Regions from separate parts of the Homo sapiens genome. Here region 2 is linked to region 1. A link is a loop called in an ENCODE intact Hi-C map of the cell type or tissue named here. Cell type or tissue: endothelial cell of umbilical vein. All regions are shown on one strand. Each heading gives the region's core, and the rest is flanking DNA. Links, peaks and the distances in the headings are about the cores only.

Evidence for each region. Peaks named below come from ENCODE experiments on the same cell type or tissue, not always from the same donor. Only the 100,000 strongest peaks of a DNase experiment are listed, where the experiment ranks them.
Region 2: it touches region 1 in a loop (7-fold over the local background); 9 of 110 quality-filtered maps call a loop at or near these places.

Annotation. Positions count from the first base shown.
Region 1 is chr12:111,391,824-111,401,917 of GRCh38, reverse strand. LINC02356 (long intergenic non-protein coding RNA 2356) reads right to left here. Exons shown (of 4, transcript NR_187522.1): 3 at 5,045-5,087. Among named protein-coding and RNA genes, the nearest start is that of SH2B3, 9.1 kb to the left of the region's middle. In endothelial cell of umbilical vein, for the core only: a CTCF peak has its summit at 4,823 (motif pointing left); DNase peaks (open chromatin) are centred at 2,377 and 4,687; H3K27ac peaks cover 3,745 bases.
Region 2 is chr12:111,478,347-111,488,440 of GRCh38, reverse strand. ATXN2 (ataxin 2) reads left to right here. Exons shown (of 25, transcript NM_001372574.1): 16 at 1,617-1,680; 17 at 2,576-2,728; 18 at 3,110-3,176. Among named protein-coding and RNA genes, the nearest start is that of SH2B3, 77 kb to the right of the region's middle. In endothelial cell of umbilical vein, for the core only: no CTCF peak of the experiment used is centred there; no DNase peak of the experiment used is centred there.

The DNA of each region.
Region 1 (10,094 bases), core at 1,147-9,146:
CGACTGATAAAGAATGTTGAATATAGTGCAGGCTCGGTGGCTCATGCCGGTAATCCCAGCACTTTGGGAGGCTGCAGCAGATGGATCACCTGAGGTCGGGAGTTTGAGACCAGCCTTGTCAACATGGTGAAACCCTGTCTCTACTAAAAATACAAAAATTAACTGGGCGTGCTGGTGGGTGCCTGTAATCCCAGCTACTTGGGAGGCTGACGCAGGGATAATTGCTTGAACCTGGGAGGCGGAGGTTGCAGTGAGCCGAGATTGCACCATTGCACTCCAGCCTGGTGACAAGAGTGAGACTTCGTCTCAAAAAAAAAAAGAATGTGATTATAATCTATGATTGGGTGTGAGAGTCCCGTGTCCCTCGAGGGTTGTGAAGAGGAGTGGCCACAAAGACCAGTCCTGTAAACAACAGAGCTTCACACCCCTTTTACAGATGCAGACACTGAGGTTTGAGAGCAAAGATCTTGCCCAGGGTCACCCAGCCAGAGTGGAGGCCTTGCTGTCTGCATTTGTAAAATGTGCTTCTGCAGGCCTGGGCCACAGGCGAGGAGGAGGCCCGGGGACCTGGCCTGGCCTGGCCCCCAGCTGGGCAATGGCTACTGCTGGTGTTTCCCATGCCCGAGTTTCCATCACGGCACTGCTGTGCAACCTCCAAAGGTCCCCTCTTGCCACCAGCAACAGGCTCCCACTTTCTGAGCCTCAGTATCTCTGGCTTGTCAAATGGGCATGATAGTAGTTGGGTGAAGGGAAATGACATTGTGTAGGACACTTTGTCCCTAGTGGCCTTCAGTGAATGCACAGAGTGCTGAGCATTATCAAAGGACACTGCAGCACACTGGGCTCCTCCTGGCTGTTCCTCAAACTCACCTTCATGCTCCCACTTCAAGGCCTTAGCACTGGCTGTTCCCTGTGCCCAGAATGCTCTTCCACCAGATGTTTTTGTTTTGTTTTGTTTGAGACGGAGTCTCACTCTGTTGCCCAGGCTGGAGTGCAATGGCTCAATCCTGGCTCACTGCAGCCTCTGCCACCTCCTGGGTTCAAGTGATTCTTCTGCCTCAGCCTCCTGAGAAGCTGGAATTACAAGTGAAAGCCACCATGCCCAGCTAATTTTTTGTAGTTTTAGTAGAGATGGGGTTTCACCATGTTGGCCAGGCTGGCCTTGAATAGCTGACCTCAGGCAATCTTCCCGCCTTGGCCTCCCAAAGTGCTGGGATTATAGTCGTGAGCCACCGCGCCCAGCTGTCTACCCTTGCTTTCTTCACTCCCAGGAGATGTCTGACTGCCCACCAAACCTAAACCAGCCCTGCCCCCATTGCTGACCATCTCCATCTCTCTTCTGCTCCTGCTTTTTTTCTTTCTTTTTCTTAGAGGCAGGGTCTCACTCCATCACCCAGGCTGGAGTGCAGTTGTACAATCATGGCTCACTGCAACCTTGAACTCCTGGGCTCAAGCGATCCTGCTGCCTCAGCCTCTCAAGGAGCTGGGACTACAGGTGCACCCCACCATGCCTGGCTAATTGTTTCTATTTTTTGTAGAAACAGGGTCTCTCTATGTTGTCCAGGCTGGTCTCAAACTCCTGGGCTCAAGCAATGCTCCCACTTTGGCCTCCCAAAGTGCTAGGATTACAGGAGCCACCGCGCCTGACTTGCCTCTGCATGTTTTTTCTTCCTCACCCTTGTGGCCCCCTGACTGATACCAGAATCATTGATTCATCTGTTTATTGGCAGTCTCTTTCCCCCACCCCCAGGAGCAGGTCAGCTCCACTCGGCCAGGCATTTGTGTGTCTTGCTCACTCTTGTGAGCACAGTTCTTGGCACATAACAGGTGCTCCTCGTGGCTTAAAAACAGTCCACACTTCTTTGACATACCTCCCTTGAAAAGGTGGAACCTGATTCCCCTGCCCTTGAGTGTGGGCTGGACTTAATGACTCCTTCCTTCCTTCCTTTCCTTCCTTCCTTCCTTCCTTCCTTCCTTCCTTCCTTCCTTTCTTCCTTCCTTCCTTTCCTTCTTTCTTTCTTTCTGACAGAGTCTTGCTCTGTCACCCAGGCTGGACTGCAGTGGTGCGATCTCGGCTCACTGCAACCTCCGCCTCCTGAGTAGCTGGGACTATAGGCACGAGCCACCACGCCCAGCTAATTTTTTGTATTTTTAGTAGAAACAGGGTTTCACTGTGTTAGCCAGGATGGTCTTGATCTCCTGACCTCGTGATCCGCTCGCCTCGGCCTCCCAAAGTGCTGGGATTACAGGCGTGAGCCCCCACACCTGGCCTTAATGAGTCATTTCTAACAGAGACTAAAGTGGAAGTGACGCTGTGTGACTTCTGAGACTGAGTCATAAGAAGCATTTAGGCTTCTCCTTGTACTCTCTTGAGCCATCCACTCTGGGAGAAGCCAGCCACCGTGTCTTAAGGACACCCAAGTAGCTTTATGGAGGTCCGTGTGAAGAGGAACTGAGGCTTCCTGCCACCAGCCAGCAAGGAACAGAGACCTCCTGGCAACAGCCAGGACTGAAACCATCACTTCCAACTATCCTGGAAGTGAATCATCCAGCCCCAGTTGGACCCCAGATGAGAACAGTCCTAACCCATTTTTGTTTGTTTGTTTATTTAAAAGACGGGGTCTTGTTTCATTGCCCAGACTGGAATGCAATGGCTATTCACAGGCACGATCATATAGCACGATCTATAGCCTTGAACTTCTAGGCTCAAACAATCCTCCTGTCTCGGCCTCTCAAATAGCTGCAACTGCATGTGCGTGCCACCAGCCCATGTTTCGGACTACCATCTCAGGAGTGAGAGACCCTGAACTACAAGCTAAGTCAGATTGCATGTGAATTCCTAAAACCATATGAGATAATAAAGGTTTGCTGTTTTAAGCCAGTAAATGCAGGAGTAATTTGTTACCCAGCAATCAATAATTAACACAGAGCTCAAGAAACCTTGGGGGGGTGAGGTCCAACCAACCCTTTTCCCACCCATTAGGGTCCAACAGAGACCAAGAGGGCTCAGGAAATGGTCCCCCTTGGTCAATACACATCTGCCCCAGGCCAGAAAATAATTACATTACTGGGTTCTTCCCTTTTTGCCTGGGTGGGCAGAACTCCCAAGGCCGATTCCTGGGCTCAGGGTCTGATCTGCTGAGCTCAAGTGCCTGATGTCATCTCTCCCTGTGCTTCCTTCCCTTGGATTCAGTTCTGTTTTCTGTCCTCCCAGTGCCTTAGAAGCTAAAATTGCCACAAGTCCTTCCCTAAGAAAAGCATGAACAGTATTTACAATCTGGACTCCATTTATGGAAGCGTGCGCCACACTGAGAACATCACAGGCCTTATCTCTTCCACCCCAAATGAACGGTTTGCTATTCATTTTCCCATTTGTCAGATGAAGGAACTGAGGCACAGGGCAGTGAAGTGACATGTCCATGTCACACGACTGGCAATGAAGCAGCTGGTGTGGACTAAAGACTGGCCTCACTGTAGTGCCCTACCTCTTAATCACTTACTGAGCCCAAGTGATAAAAAATGGTAATAATAACAGAATTAATGATTCTGAATTAATGGTTAATGATTTTTTTTTTTTAGATGGAGTTTCACTCTGTCACCCAGGCTGGAGTGCAATGTCTCGATCTCGGCTCACTGCAACCTCCACCTCCTGGGTTCAAGCGATTCTCCTGCCTCAGCCTCCTGAGTAGCTGGGATTACAGGTATGCACCACTACGCCCAGCTAATTTTTGTATTTTTAGTAGAGACGGGGTTTCTCTATGTTGGTCAGGCTGGTCTCGAACTCCTGACCTCATGATCTGCCTGCCTCAGCCTCCCAAAGTGCTGGGATTATAGGCATCAGCCACCACACCCGGCCCAATGATTAATGATTAATTAATGTTCTTTTTTGTCCTTTTTTTTTGGGGGGGGGTTGGGGGAGGGAGTCTTGCTCTGTCACCAAGGCTGGAGTGCAATGACTCGATCTTGGCTCACTGCAACCTCTGCCTCCCGGGTTCAAACGATTCTCGTGCCTCAGCCTCCCAAGTAGCTGGGATTACAGGCATGAGCCACCACGGTTGGCTAATTTTTTGTATTTTTAGTAGAGATGGGGTTTCCCCATGTTGCCCAGGCTCGTCTCAAACTCCTGACCTCAAGTGATCCGCCCGCCTCGGCCTCCCAAAGTGCTGGGATTATAAACGTGAGGCACCTCGCCCGGCCTAATTAATAATTCTGAGTGATTAATGAATTATTAGAGGATTATGTGCCAGGGACTACTCTGAGGGCTTAGTTTAGGTAGATTACAATTTACTTTGCCCAACAACTGTAAGGAGAGAATGTTGTTTTCCCCCATTTGACAGAAAGGAAACTGAGGCACGAAAGGTGAAGTGACTTCCCCAATTCACGTGGCTGGTAAGTGGCCCAGCAGCGATTTACACCCAGGCTCCCCAGTTCTGATCTTGACCAAAAACAGCGGCGGCCGCGCACCCCAACCCCAGACCCCCGCTTCCACCTTCCCCCGCCCCAACCTCAGCCTGCGAGCCGCCCCCTCTTCCGCTAGCCTGGGGAATCTGGTTTCTGGGGGAAGTGACTCAGTAGCCTGAGGCCCAGTAGATAATTATTCACTTCCAATCCCGGTAATTAGAGTCCCTAATAGCTCCGCAGAGGACGTACAACCCAGTTACCCCAGCCGTCCCCACCCGTGACCCGGGATCAACGTGGGGCACGCGAGCTCCTGGGGCCGGGACTTGGCCGCAGTCCCAGGCATCAGGCCCTGAGGGTGGTAACGCGCGGTGGCAGCCACTTGGTGGCAGCCGCTTTGCGCGGGGCTCTGGCGCCCCCTGGTGGCTGTGGGGCGATCGAGGGCTGGGAAGCGGCCTCCTAAACTCCCCTGCCTCACTCTTTCTCCCGCAAAGAACCTTCCTCTTGGATTCCCCCCAAGCCTTCCTGGAAGCTTCCCAGGCTCCAGGTTGGATGCCTCTCAGCCACCATCGAGTAGCCATCAACGTTGAGTACACGGGTTTGGGGACAGCTTAATGGCTAGCTTCTCCCTTCAGTGCTGGGTCACCTTGGGCAAATGACTTGGGCTCTCTGAGCTTCAGTTTCCGCATCTGTAAAATGGGAACAAAGAATGAGGACACCAGTGGGGCGTGGTGGCTCACGTCTGTAATCCCACCACTTTGGGAGGCCGAGGTGGGAGGACTGCTTGAGACCAGGAGTTCGAGAGCAGCCTGGCCAACAGGGTGAAACCCTGTCTCTACTAAAAATACAAAAATTAGCCTGGCGCGGTGGTGCATGCCTGTAATCCCAGCTACTTGGAAGGCTGAGACAGGAGAATTGCTTGAACCTGGGAGGGACAAGTTGTAGTGAGCCGAGATAGTGCCACTACTCCAGCCTGGGTGATAGCGTGAGACTGTCTCAAAATATATAAATAAATAAACAAATAATGCTGACTATTACTAGCTAAACCTGTTCTCAGGTCTTTCTTTTACAATGAGGAGTGGATTACTAAGAACAGCTTAATCCTACCCGCCTCATTTAATCTACATTAAAAGAAGCATCAAGGCCAGGTGCAGTGGCTCACGCCTGTAATCCCAGAACTTTGGGAGGCCAAGGTGGGTGGATCACCTGAGGTCAGGAGTTCGAGACCAGCCTGGGCAACATGGCAAAACTCTGTCTCTACTAAAAATACAAAAATTAACCAGGCGTAGTGGTGCATGCCTGTAATCCCAGCTACTTGGGAGGCTGAGGCAGGAGAATCGCTTAAACCAGGGAGGTGGAAGTTGCAGTGAGCTGAGATCATGCCATTGCACTCCAGCTTGGGCAGCACAGCGAGACTCCATCTCAAAAAAAAAAAAAAGCATCAAAATGTTAGCTAAAGCCAGGTGAGATGGCTCATGCCTGTAATCCCTGCACTTTGGGAGGCTGAAGTGGGAGGATCACTTGAGCTCAGGAGTCGGAGGCCAAGCTGGGCAACATAGTGAGACCCCCATCTCTAAACAAACAAAAATGTTAGCTAAAGTACAGAGGCAAAAGAATTGAAAACAGGCACTCAGACAGATACTTGTACATGAATGTTCATAGCAGTGCCATTCACAATAGGCAAAAGATAGAAACAACTCATGTGCCCACCAGGGGATGAATGAATCAAGACAATGCTATCTATACAATGGAATATTACACAGCCATAAAAAGGACCGAAGCATTGATATATGCTACAATGTGGATGAAACTTGGAAGCATCATGCTAAGTGAAATAAGCCAGTCATAAACGGACAAATATTGTGTGATTCTGCTTATGTAAAGTATATAGAATAGGTAAACCCCTAGAGACAGAAAGTAGACCAGTGGTTGCCATGGGCTATGGGCAGCGGGAATAGGAAGTAACTTCTAATGAGTATGGGGTTTCCTTTAGGGGTGATGAAATGTTCTGGATCTAGACTGAGATAAATGATGGTGGCACAACACTGTGAATGTACTAAATTTAGTTACTTCATGAGGCCGGGTGCGGTAGCTCAAACCTGTAATTCCAGCATTTGGGGAGGCCAAGGTGGGAGGACTACTTGAGCCCTGGAGTTAAGAGACCAGCCTAAGCAACATAGTGAGACTCATATCTCTACAAAATAAAATAATAATAATAATAATAATAATAATAATAATATTCGGGCAAGGTAGAATGCGCCTGTAGTCTCAGCTACTCAGGAGGCGCTGTGGTGGGAGGATCACTTGAGTCCAGGAGTTTGAGGCTGCAGTGAGCGGTGATCCTGCCCCTGCACTCCAGCCTGGGTGACACAGCAAGATTCTGTCTCTAAGTAAATGAATAAATTTAGTTAATTCACTAACTAAAATTAATTAATTCATTTTGTTATGTGACTTTCACCTTAAATTTTTTAATGTGGAAAAAGGTGTTAGGATGCACCCTGCCCTCTCTATTCCTTCAGCCCTATCCCCCCACCCCACCCCCATCCTCCATCTCCCATCCTGTTGCCCAGGTGATCTTGACCTCAAGATGCAGATGTGCGGCAGAGGCTGGGAAGTTCTTCTCCCACACCCCCAGAACCTGGCAGAGGCTGGGGCTGCTCCCACAGAGGAGGTGACATATGTACGGGCCACTTCTCGCCTGCAAATCAGCCAGGGTGGCTTCCTGGTTCTAGATCACCAACTTGAGGCCTCCTGAGCCCCTTGCCAGCCCAAGGGGACTTGGGCAGGGCCTGAGGCTGCAGAAAGGCATGGGGGTGCCCGCCCCTGGAGCTTGTCCACCTGTGCCCTCTGCACTGGAGGAGGCAGCAAGCAGGGCCTCTCTGGGGTGTAAGATGTCAAGATGCTCAGAGAGGGGCAGAAGGTGTCAGAGGGCACTGGGTGTGGTGGCTCACGTCTGTAGTCCCAGCACTTTGGGAGGCCAAGGCGGGCAGATCGCTTGAACTCACGAGTTTGAGACTAGCCTGGGCGACATGATGAAACCCCCATCTCTCTCTCTCTCTCTCTCTCTCTCTCTCTCCCCATATATATATATATATATATATATATATACACACACATATATGAAAAGAGGGTGCCAGAGAGGGAGGCAGGAGTTGAGGTCATGGCCGGAAGGGCCCCGAGCCAGGAGAGTGCCCCAAGCCAGCAAGCAGGGTGCAAGGTGCAAGGAGCTGCACTTTCCTCTGCCCTCTGTGGGGTTCTCAGGCCTATCAGACCAGACCATCAGTCACCCAGATGGAAAGGGATTATCTTCAGAGCCTCAGGCACCTGAGTTACTTCCTTTCAGAACTCAGACAGGGGTGGGCTTGAGCTTATTCTTGGGTCAAGAGCAGGACACTGGGGCCAGCTGCCTGGGTGCGCCTCAGGGCTCTGCCACATAGACCTGCTGTGTGACCTTGGGGGAAGTCACTTCATGTCTCTGAGGCAACTGGGGCCACAGGGCCATAGAAAGGAGGAGAGGAGAGAGGGGAGTATTTGGCAACACTGTTAGAAGCAGAAGTAGAAAGCGGAGGGTGGGGCTGGAGGGTGGGGAGCGCAGCTGACCCTGCGTTTCCCTGCTGGAAGCCACTCACCGTGAGGCCGAAGTCGAAGTGGACATGGGCTGTGGCTGCCTGACTTCCCCTTGTGCTGGTAGAAGCACCTGATTTTCCATCCAGTCGGAGTTCAAGATGTTCTCTGGGGCTAACCCTCCCTCCCATGCCCCAGTGACTGGTTCAAGGGTGGGCAGGGCCAATGAGCCTCAATTCCAGTCTTTAACAGCACAGTCGGATAAGAAAATACCTCATTTGGGCTGGGCACGGCGGCTCAATGCCTGTAATCTTAGCACTTTGGGAGGTCAAGGCAGGCGGATCACTTGAGGTCAGGAGTTCGAGACCAGCCTGGCCAACATGGTGAAACCCCATTTCTACTAAAAAGTACAAAAATTAGCTGGGCGTGGTGGCACGCCTGTAATCCCAGCTACTCGGGAGGCTGAGTCAGCAGAATCGCTTGAACCTGGGAGACAGAGGTTGCAGTGAGCCGAAATCGTGTCACTGCACTCCAGAGGACATGAGCTTGGAATTTCTGAGGGCTGTCTTGCCTGGGAGTGAACACACTCATAGTAGAGCAAAGCCCAGAGACAGAGAAAAACCATCTTGATGACAATGTCTGTGCACCTAGATCCAGCCATACCTGAAAGCAGTCACTCTTGGACTTCTCAGCTCTGTAAGTCAGTCATTTCTTTTTGGCTGAAGCCTGTTTGTGTGCAGCTTTTAGCCACTTGGCAATGGCCAGAGAACAGCACTGGGTCCTCCTAGCAATCATAACACCCAAATGTGCTTTGTGGGCTCCTCATACCTGAAACAGGAGACTGGGATGGTCCTGTTTGCATCTATTGGGTTGACTGGAATGGCCCTGGGGTTGGACGTTTGCAGCACCAGGCAGCAGAGGAAGGCTGAGAGGAGTTAGGGCCCCATAAGGTCAAGAGAATACACTGCCCCTCAACTTGAGATTTGTTGAGCCCCTACTATGTGCTAGGACTTCTCCAGGCACTGGGGATACAGTGGGGAACACAGCAGACATGGTGTTTGTTCTCATGGTAGACAGGCAGTTGGAAAGTGAATCCTTAAATACAAAGTGACAAGTTAAATACCCTTAAATACAGAGTGACAAGTTCATGGGCCATGAAGCTCACTGAATTCTTCTAACAACCCTTATCATCTCCATTTTCCAGATGAGGAAACTGAGGCTCACAGAGGTGAAGTGACTTGCCCAAGGTTGCACAGCTACTCAGATTCTAAGCTCGGGTTTACTTGCTCGCTGTGTGACTTCAGGCAAGCCGCGTCACCTCTCTGTTTGGTTTCTTTATGTTTAAAATAGAGATAGTAAAGTCTTTCCTAATTATCAGTGTCATGGTAAGAAGCAAAACCCTCAAGTGCTCGGTAAACATTAGCTATTATTTTTATTTTATTTTATGTTTCTGAGCTGGAGACTTGCTCTGTCGCCCAGGCTGGAGTACAGTGGCACAATCTCAGCTTGCTGCAAACTCTGCCTCCTGGGTTCAAGCCATTCTCCTGCCTCAGCCTCCCAAGTAGCTGGGATTACAGGCACACCACCACGCCAGCTATTTTTTGTATTTTTAGTAGAGACAGGATTTTGCCATGTTGGCCAGGCTGGTCTTGAACTCCTGACCTCAGGTGATCCACCCGCTTCAGCCTCCCAAAGTGCTGGGATTACAGGCGTGAGTCACCGCGCCCAGTCTGTTTCCCCTGTTTTACAGATGAGGAGGCCAAGGCACAGAGAGGTAAAGTGACTTGCTGAAGGACACACAGTTTGCAAATGGCAGAGTGGGGATTAGAACCCACTCATGCATATTAAACCCATTAATTTCCAGCCTAATGCATGGTTACAAGTTGCTTTTTACTATTTTTAAAAATTTTGGCTGGGCGTGGTGGCTCACGCCTGTAATCCCAGCACTTTGGGGGCCCGAGGCGGGTGGATCACGAGGTCAGGAGATCGAGACCATCTTGGCTAACACGGTGAAACCCCGTCTCTACTAAAAATACAAAAAATTAGCCAGGCGTGGTGGCGGGCGCCTGTAGTCCCGGCTACTCAGGAGGCTCAGGCAGGAGAATGGCGTGAACCAGGGAGGCGGAGTTTGC
Region 2 (10,094 bases), core at 1,079-9,078, 87 kb before region 1:
CAATTAACTTTTTTTTTTTTAAAGGCATTTAGGTCCTTCCAACTGTGAAGAATCCATCTGGACTTTTAGACTACTTTATACATTGCCCTTAGTTTACAAACAGCTAGTCCAAACAAATGACATCTTAAGTAAATGAGGTTATTGCACCCTGTGCTACTCTTCTGTTCTTCCCCTTTTTTGTACCCCAGGGCTAGAAAAACAAGGCATAAATTAAGAAAAGTTTTTCTGTAAATGAACAGGAGTTGAAAAATTATCAATTCAGGGGACCTATCTTTACTGGATTCCACTCATTAGTCACCCTCACTGTGCTGCTAGGTTGAAAAACTGCCACTGTCAAGGAGAGAAGCATGCGGTGCTTCTACTTGGAATTCAAAATATTTTTCATCAGAAACTGTGTTTTAGTTAATGTTTAGATTTGTTAAGATAGACTTAATTCTGCACATTCAGTATATTAATTAAATGGACTTTTAGGGGCTAACCTCAGAACTTAACTACCATTGACTTAGGTGTTTGGGTACCAAACAATCCAGTTAAAGCTGAAGTTTTGGAATGCAGCTTATTGATAAATTGGGGACTGCTTATTCTTGATTTGAGGCAATTTTTTTTTACAGCCATGACTTTTTCCAGGTATGTCATGTAAAATATCTTCTCACATAAGAATTACTGCATGCTAGAATATTGGTATGTTGACTGGTAGCTCATACCTATAATCCCAGCACTCTGGGAGGTCCAAGCAGGTAGATTACTTGAGGTTAGGAGTTGAAGACCAGCCTGGCCAACATGTGAAACCCTGTCTGTACTAAAAATACAAAAATTAGCCAGGCATGGTGGTAGGTGCCTGTATCCCAGCTACTCGGGAGGCTGAGGCAGGAGAATTGCTTGAACCCAGAAGGTGGAGGCTGCAGTGAGCCGAGATCATGCCACTGCACTCCAGCCTGGGTGACAGAGCGAGACTCTGTCTCAAAAATAAATAAATAAATAAATAAAAGGATACTGTTATGTTAAGAATTGCTTTTAAGGATATTTCATAAGTAGCTACTGTCTTTTCAGCTCAAGTGTTTGTTGATTGGCCAGGCGTGGTAGCTCATACCTGTAATCCCAGCACTTTGGGAGGCTGAGTCAGGCAGATCACTTAAGGTCAGCGTGGCCAAAATGGTGAAACCCCATCTTTACTAAAAATAAATATTAAAAAAAATTAGCTGGGCGTGGTGGCAGTCTCCTGTAATCCCAGCTAATCAGGAGGCTAAGGCAAGAGAATGGCTTAAACTCGGGAGGCAGAGGTTGCAGTGAGCCAAGATTGCACTGCTGCACTCCAACCTGAGCAACAGAGTGGGACTCTGTGAAGGAAAAAAAAAAAGTATTTTTTGATTGCCTTTGAGAGGAACGGTTGTATATTACTCAGATTTTTAAAAAATTGTTCTTTTATGGCTGTATTCTTTAAGGGATTAAGGAATGGGCAATATAAGTGTATATGTTTCAATAAAAACGATTAGTGATCTTCTAGTGAGAACAGTTTAAATCTATATTTAGCAATTTTTTTTAAATTGTCAGGTATGGAAGATTTTAGAGCAACGTAAAGTCCATGTAGATTTCACTGGCCTTTATATTTTTTTTAGGCAAGTTAGGAAATCAACATTGAATCCCAATGCAAAGGAGTTCAACCCACGTTCCTTCTCTCAGGTAGGTTTATTACTTTCTTTGAGGTTATCTAGTCCCAAAAAAAGAAAAATTATTAGTAATAGTCCTTCTTCCATACCTGCCATCTGAATTTTGTTTTAGTGTGCTGAACCAACCTTCTTTCTTTTTTTTACATGGCCATTAATGAATACTTTTTAAACATTAAAAAAAGGTCTTTGTTTTGTCATCAATTAGATGTGATCTTGGGCAAATCTTTGAATTTCTCTGACCCAGAATTTGACGATGGTTGGCTAGCTAGGCTGTCAGGTTTATAGATACGTCCTCTGCACCTGAGGGTTTTGCATCACTGGATTCAACCAACCATGGATCAAAAACATAGTTAGGATAATCTATACTGAACACATGCAGACGTTTCCTTGTCATTATTCCAAAACAATACAGTAAAGCATTTACCTTGTTTTAGGTATTATAAATAATCTAGAGATGATGTAAAGTATATAGGAGGATATGCATAGGTTGTATGCGAATACTACATGATTTTATGTAAGGGACTTGAGCATTCCAAGACTTTGGTATCTTCACAGGGTACTGTAACCAATCCCCCACAGATACTAAGAGATGACTGTACTATTGTTATTATTCGACTGAGATCATAAGAAGATATATTTATTTTTAATTTTTAAAAACACTTCCATCAGTTTCTTAAAAATAGCTGCCACTGTTTTTAATATTTTTTAATTGACAAAGTTTTAAGTTCCTACTGAAACATTTTTTCTTTTATTGAAATGTGAAAATTTATGTGCTGTGTTTTTGTTTTCAATAAAAGGGACATAGTTAAAGCAAGTAAAATTAGAAAGACTGGGAAAATCCGTCTTTAAATTGCAATAATAGTTCATCTGTTACCTTGAGATAATTGAATTTATTGTTGTTTTTGTAGCCAAAGCCTTCTACTACCCCAACTTCACCTCGGCCTCAAGCACAACCTAGCCCATCTATGGTGGGTCATCAACAGCCAACTCCAGTTTATACTCAGCCTGTTTGTTTTGCACCAAATATGATGTATCCAGTCCCAGTGAGCCCAGGCGTGCAAGTAAGTCATAGAATTTGATGTTCACTTAGCCTCCCCAATTGTTTGTATCTGACACCAAGCACTCTTTAGGTTTTCAGTGACTTGAGGGTGTGATGGTTATGCATATGCATTTGAAACAGACAGGCATGCAGAGATTCAGTGTGTTGTTAAGTATGAGGACCTAAATCTGAGAATGTTTTCTGTGAAAAAGATGGTTTAGATTTACTGTAGTTTGGGGTTTGTTCCTTTTAGCTGTGGGTATGATCTAATTTTTTAATGACTAATGGAGAATCAGGAAACCTTCTCATGCCTAGCTCTCTAGCAATATAAAACTAAGAGTGACAGAATACCTTGTTATTATCATAGGTGCCTAATGTTAATTTTTTTTTTAATTCTCTCAAGCCTTTATACCCAATACCTATGACGCCCATGCCAGTGAATCAAGCCAAGACATATAGAGCAGGTAAAGGTGAGAATAATCCTGCCTGTGTTTGCTTGTAGTTTGCATGCTGCATGAATTGAGTAACTAAGTTTATAATGAATAAATAGTTGTAGTTTAGCTCTGACTTTTTGATGAGGCTATGCATTGGCTTTTGATGAACAACATTACATAGATATTCACATGGATTTTATGAAGAAAAACAGGGGAGAAAAAATGCCCATCAGTTGTGATTATATAGTATCCTCTTCAAAAAGAGTAATTGGAGGCCTGGTGTGATGGCTCACACCTGTAATTTTAGCACTTTGGGAGGCCAAGGCAGGAGGATTGCTTGAGCTCAGGAGCCCAAGATCAGCCTGGACAACAGAGACTTTGTCTCTACTAAAATTCAAAAAAATTAGCTGGGCATGGTGGCATATGCCTGTAGCCCCAGCTGTTTGGGGGACTGAGGCGAGAGGATCACTTGAGCCCAGGAAGTAGAGGCTGCAGTGAGCTGTGATTATGCCACTGCCCTCCAGCCTGGGCGACAGAGTGAGACCCCGTCTCAAACATAAATACTGGCTGGGCATGGTGGCTTATGCCTGTAATCCCAGCACTTTGGGAGGCCGAGGTGGGTGTATCACCTGAGGTCAGTAGTTTGAGACCAGCCTGGCCAACATGGCGAAACCCCATCTCTACTAAAATACAAAAATTAGCCGGACATGGTGGCACCTGCCGCCTGTAATCCCAGCTACTAGGTGGGGCTGAGGCAGGAGAATTGCTTGAACCCGGGAGGCAGGGGTTGCAGTGAGCCAAGATCGTGCCACTGCACTTCAGCCTGGGCAACAGAGTGAGACTCCATCTCAAAACAAACAAACAAACAAAAAACAAACAAACAAAAAAACCAGACTAATTGGCTGGACACAGTGGCTCCATGCCTGATATCCCAGCTGGAGGATGACTTGAACCCATGAGTTCGAGAGCAGCATGGGCAATATAGTGAGACCCTATCTCAAAAAAAAAAAAAAAAGTTAATTCCAAAGCTTTTTGATCTGAAATCTGATTTAAATCTGAACTTAAATTTGAAGAAGAGGGTTTGCTAGATTAATTTACTAGATTGCTAACCTTGCTTTATATATACCTACAGTTATTTCCCCAAAGCCAGAATTTCTTTTGAAGCAGAGGGGCAACTAACTTCAACCAATGTTAAGATCCTATTAGAAGGATGTTTCGGCTAGGCTTGGTGGCTCACGTGTAATTCCAGCACTTTGAGAGGCTGAGGTGGGCAGATCACATGACCGGGAGTTTTAAGACCAGCCTGGGCAACATGGCAAAAACCTATCTCTGCAAAAAAAAAATAGAAATCTTAGCCAGCCGTCATGGTGTGCTCCTGTAGTCCTAGCTACTTGGGAGACTGAGGTGGGAGGATCAATTGAAACCAGAAGGTCCAGGCTGCAGGGAACTGTGACTGCACCACTGGGCTCCAGCTTGGGTGAAAGAGCGAAACCCTGCCTCAAAAAGAAAAATAAGATGGATGTTTCTGCATTAAAATTAGGGAGTTGTCGTATAATGTAGTTGCATAAACTAGTATTCTGTGCTTGTGTGGTTAAAGAGCCTTCGTAGAAAAAATCCCACATTTTTCTTAAAAGGAAATCTTTTGGCCAGGTGTGGTGGCTCACATCTGTAAGCCCAACACTCTGGGAAGCCGAGGTGGGCAGATCACTTGAGGTCAGGAGTACAAAACCATCCTGGCCAACATGGTGAAAACCCGTCTCTACTAAAAATACAAAGATCAGCTGGGCATGGTGGTGCGTGCCTGGGTGACAGAGCGAGACTCCGTCCAAAAAAAAAAAAAAAAAAAAAGAGTTCTTTTAATGTTGGAAAATGCTAAAGGGTTTTTTTTTTGCCAACCAGTTAATTTAGAGTGATTAACTGCTATCAGTTGAGAAACTATAGAAAGTAGAATAATTTATACAGAAAAGACATTTCTCAGTGCCCAATAATTGCCTTTCTGACATAAAGTTTTCATTTTTCCTGAATTAATAAGATTTCCTCAATGTGTTTTTTTGGGTGTTTTGTGTGTGTGTGTGTGTGTGTGTGTGTGTGTGTGTGTGTGTGTGTATGTGTTTGATACAGGGTCTTGCTTTGCTGCTGAGGCTGGAACGCAGTGGCGCTATCATGGCTCAATGCAGCCTTGACCTCCTGGGCTCAAGCGATCCTCCCTTCTCAGTCCCCTGGATAGCGGGGGCTACAGGTGCACACCACCACACCTAGCTAATTTTTGTATTTTTTGTAGAGATGGGTTTTGCCATGTTGCCTAGGCTGGTCTCAAACTCCTGGGCTCAAGCGATCTGCCTGGCTCTGCTTCCCAAAGTGCCTGCGCCCAGCCAATTTTCTCCATGTTTGACCTAATTGTGATTTCATAGATGTTAACTAAAACTCTTAATTTTCGTTTTCTCAGTATGCTATTTTTTTTTTTTTTAGCCTTGGAACATATGAACCTGTTGAAAGAACTCTGCCTGAAATAATGTAATCAAATTATAGAGTTTAATCTTATTTTGAGGGCCTTTAGAAATTCTGAGAAGAAAGTGGGTTTTTTTTTTTACTGCCATTTTAATGTAGTGTTAAGGTGTTCATGTATCACCAGCAGGTGTAGCTGTTTTCAATGATTACTTAAAACAATGCAATGGGAACTTTTTGTTGTCATTAAAATATAAAAGGTTACTGTAGTAAGAGCAAGCATGACAGTTTGGCTATCTGATGGGAGAGTCACATTCTAACTTCAGGAGGTACTGTCTTTTTAATAGAAATGATATACTCAGAGTCTGGGCACGGTGGCTCACGCCTGTAATCCAGCACTTTGGGAGGCCGAGGTGGGCAGATCACGAGGTCAGGAGATCAAGACCATCCTGGCTAATACAGTGAAACCGTGTCTCTACTAAAAATACAAACAATTAGCTGAGCGTGGTGGCAGGTGCCTATAGTCCCAGCTACTCGGGAGGCTGAGGCAGGAGAATGGCATGAACCTGGGAGGCAGAGCTGGCAGTGAGCTGAGATGGTGCCACTGCACTCCAGCCTGGGTGACAGAGCGAGACTCCGTCTCAAAAAAAAAAAAAAAAAAAAAATAGTAGAGAAAGGGCTTTGCCATGTTGGCCGGGCTGGTCTTGAACTCCTGGCCTCAAGTGATCCACCTCCCTCGGCCTCCCAAAGTGCTGGGATTACAGGTGTGAGCCACTGCTCCTGGCCTGAATATACCACTTTTACCTATCATCAGTTGATGAACATTTGGATTATTTCCTTTTTCTGGCAATGAGTAATGCTTTTGTGGATTTTCATGTACAAATTTTCATATGAGGCTGGGAGCAGTGGCTCATGCCTATAATCCCAGCAGTCTGGGAGGCTGAGGTGGGCAGATGACTTGAGGTCAGGAGTTTGAGACCAGCCTGGCCAACATGGTGAAATCCCATCTCTACTAAAAATACAAAAATTACACTGGCATGGTAGCGTGCACCTATAATCCCAGCTATTCAGGAGGCTGAGGCAGGAGCATCAGAATCGCTTGAACCTGGGAGGCGGAGGCTGCAGTGAGCTGAGATCACACCACTGCACCCCAGCCTGAGTGAAAGAGTGAGTCTCAAAAAATAAAAAATAAAATTTTTTTTCATGTGGCCTTAGATTTTCATTTCTCCTAAAGTAGAAATGCTGTGATGGAACTGCCAAACTTTTCCAAAGCAGCTGCATCATTTTGTATTTCTACCAGTAATGTACAAGTGTTCCAGTTTCTCCACATCCTCATAAATAACCGATATGTCTTTGGTTTGGGTTATGTCCATTCTAGTGGTTATGAAGTGTCATTGTGGTTTTTTGTTTTTTTGTATTGTTTTGAGATCGTGCCCAGGCTGGAGCACAGTGGCACAATCTCGGCTCACTGCAGCCTTCGCTTCCTGGGTTCAAGCAATTCTCCTGCCTCACCCTCCCAGATAGCTGGGGCTGCAGGCATACGCCACCACACCAGGCTAATTTTTATATTTTTTGTAGAGATGGAGCTTCTCCGTGCTTCCCAGGCTGGTCTCGAATTCCTGAGCTCAAGCGATCCCCCTGCGTCAGCCTCCAGAGTAGCTGGGGTTATAGGCGTGCACCACCGCGCTCGGCCCATTTTTGTATTTTTAGTAGAGATGGAATTTCACCATGTTGGCCAGGCTGGTCTTGAACTCCTGACCTCAAATGATCCGCCTGCCTCACCTTCCCAAAGTGCTGAGATTTTAGACGCGAACCACCATGCCCTGACTATAGGTTATCTTTTTACTTGCTTGATGGTGTTCTTTGTAACACAGTTTTTAATTTTGATGAAGTTCAATTTATCTGTTTGTTTTTTCTTTTGTTGCTGTTGCTCCTGATGTCATATCAGACAAAGCATTGCCTAACTCAAGGCCACAGAGATTTACTCCTATGAAACGCCTATAAAACTCCTATGATTTTTATAGTTTAGCTCTTAACATTTAAGTCTACAATCTCTTTTGAGTTAATTTTTGTGTATGAGATGAGAGTAGTGGTCCAGGTTTTTCCTTTTGCTTGTGGATATCCGTTGTCCCCACCTCATTTGTTGAAAAGACTATTCTTTCCTCTTAAATTGTTTGTTTGTTTATTTATTTTTGAGATGGAGTGTCGCTCTGATGGAGTGGCGCTAACTTAGCTTCACTGCAACCTCCGCCTCTCAGATTCAAGCGATTCCCCTGCCTCAGCCTCCTGAGTAGCTGGAATTACAGGGGTGCGCCACCACACCCAGCTAATTTTTGTATTTTTAGTAGAGACGGGGTTTTACCGTGTTGGTCAGGCTGGTCTCGAACTCCTGATCTCGTGATCTGCCTGTCTCCTGGCACCCTGGGAGGCTGAGAGGCTGAGGTGGGAGGATCACTTGAGCTCAGGAGTTTGAGACCAGCCTGTACCATTATGCCTGGCTAATTTTAGAATTTATCTTAAAGTATAAAATGTGAATCCAATTTATCTTGTTCTAAATGACTATCCAAAATGTTTTAACCAGTTTTATTAGTCTGTAATTTACATACAAGAAAATGCTCATCTTTTTATGTTTACATTTTAATGAGTTTTGACAAATATATTTGCTCATGTAACTACTTGCTTCATCAGTGAAGATGGAAAACATTGTGCCTGTTCCTCTTCTCTGTCCAACTGTACTTTATTACCACTAGCTCCAGTTAACCAGTAATCTGCCTTCTTTTACTATAGATTAGATTTATCCTCTTTAGATTTCTTTTTCTTTTTTTTTTTTTGATTAGGTTTTTTTTTTTCTTTTTTTACGTAAAAAAATCTTTTTTTGGAGACGTCTCATTATATTGCCCAGGTTGGTCTCGAACTCTTGAGCTCACCTCAGCCTCCCAGAGTGCTAGGATTACAGATGTGAGCCACCTCAGCCAGCCCCTAGATTTTTTTTTTTTTTTTAATAAATGGAATCAAACAGCGTGTAACAGAGGTGTTCAATCTTTTGGCTTCCCTGGGTCATATTGGAAGAAGAATTGTGTTGGGCCACACATAAAATACAGTAACACTAATGATAGCTGATGAACAAAACAAAAAAAAATAGCAAAACTTATAATGTTTTAAGAAAGTTTATGAATTTGTGTTGGGCCACATTCAAAGCCGTCCCAGGACGCAAGTTGGACAAGCTTGGTATATAATTTCATATGTGTGTCCTAAACAGTGTAGTAATTTGAATTTCATGTTAGTATCAGCTTATTCCTTTTTGTTTGTTTGTTTGTTTTTGAGATGGAGTCTTGTTCTGTGTCCCAGAATTGGTCTGCAATTCCACTGCCTCAGCCTCCCAAGTAGCTGGGATTACAGGCACGTGCCACCACACCTGGCTAATTTTTGTCTCTCTCTCTTTTTTTTTTTTTTTTTTTTTTTTTTAGCAGAGACGGGATTTCACCATGTTGGCCAGGCTGGTCTCAAACTCCTGACCCCAAATGATCCACCTGCCTTGGCCTCCCAAAGTGCTGGGATTACAGGTGTGAGTCACCGTGCCCAGCCAGCTTATTCCTTTTTATTGCTGGGTAGCATTTCATTTTATGATTATACCACAGTTAATTTACCCATTACTAGTCGATGGGCATTTGAGTTATTGCCAGCTTTTGGCTATTATGAATGAAGCTGCTGTGAGCATTTGTGTACAAGTGTTTGTGTTTTTATTTCTTTTAGTTAAATACCTAGAATTGGAATTGCTGAGGTATGGTAAGTGCATATTTCATTTTTTTAAAAAATTTATTTTATTTTTTATTTATTTATTTTTTTTGAGATGAAGTCTCACTCTGTTGCCCAGGCTGGAGTTCAGTGGCGTGATTTCAGCTCATGGCAACCTCCCTGTCCCGGGTTCAAGCAATTCTCCCGCCTCAGCCTCCCAAGTAGCTGGGATTACAGGCGCGCACCACCATGCCTGGCTAATTTTTTTGTATTTTTAGTAGAGACGGGGTTTCACCACGTTGGCCAGGCTGGTCTCGAACTCCTGACCACAAGTGATCCACCCGCCCCAGCCTCCCAAAGTGTTGGGATTACAGATGTGAGCCACCACACACTGCCTGGTAAATACATATTTCAATTAATAAGAAACTAGCAATCTTCTAAAGTGATTGTGTCATTTTACATTCCAACTGATCAGGTACATGTGTAGGTTCCATGTGTTCTGCATCCTTGCCAACACTTGGTATTGTGTTATCTTTTTAATTTCAACAGGTCTAATGGGTGTCTTATGGTATCTCATTGTGATCTTAAATGTACATTTCTCTGATGATGACTGATCCAGGAGCACCTCATCATGTGTGTGTTTGTTTTCAGCTGTCAACCTTTTTTTAGTAAATGGTTCAAATCTTTTTTCCATTTTATTTATTTATTTATTTATTTGATGGAATCTCACTCTATTGCCCAGGCTGGAACGCAGTGGTGCCATCTTGGCTCACT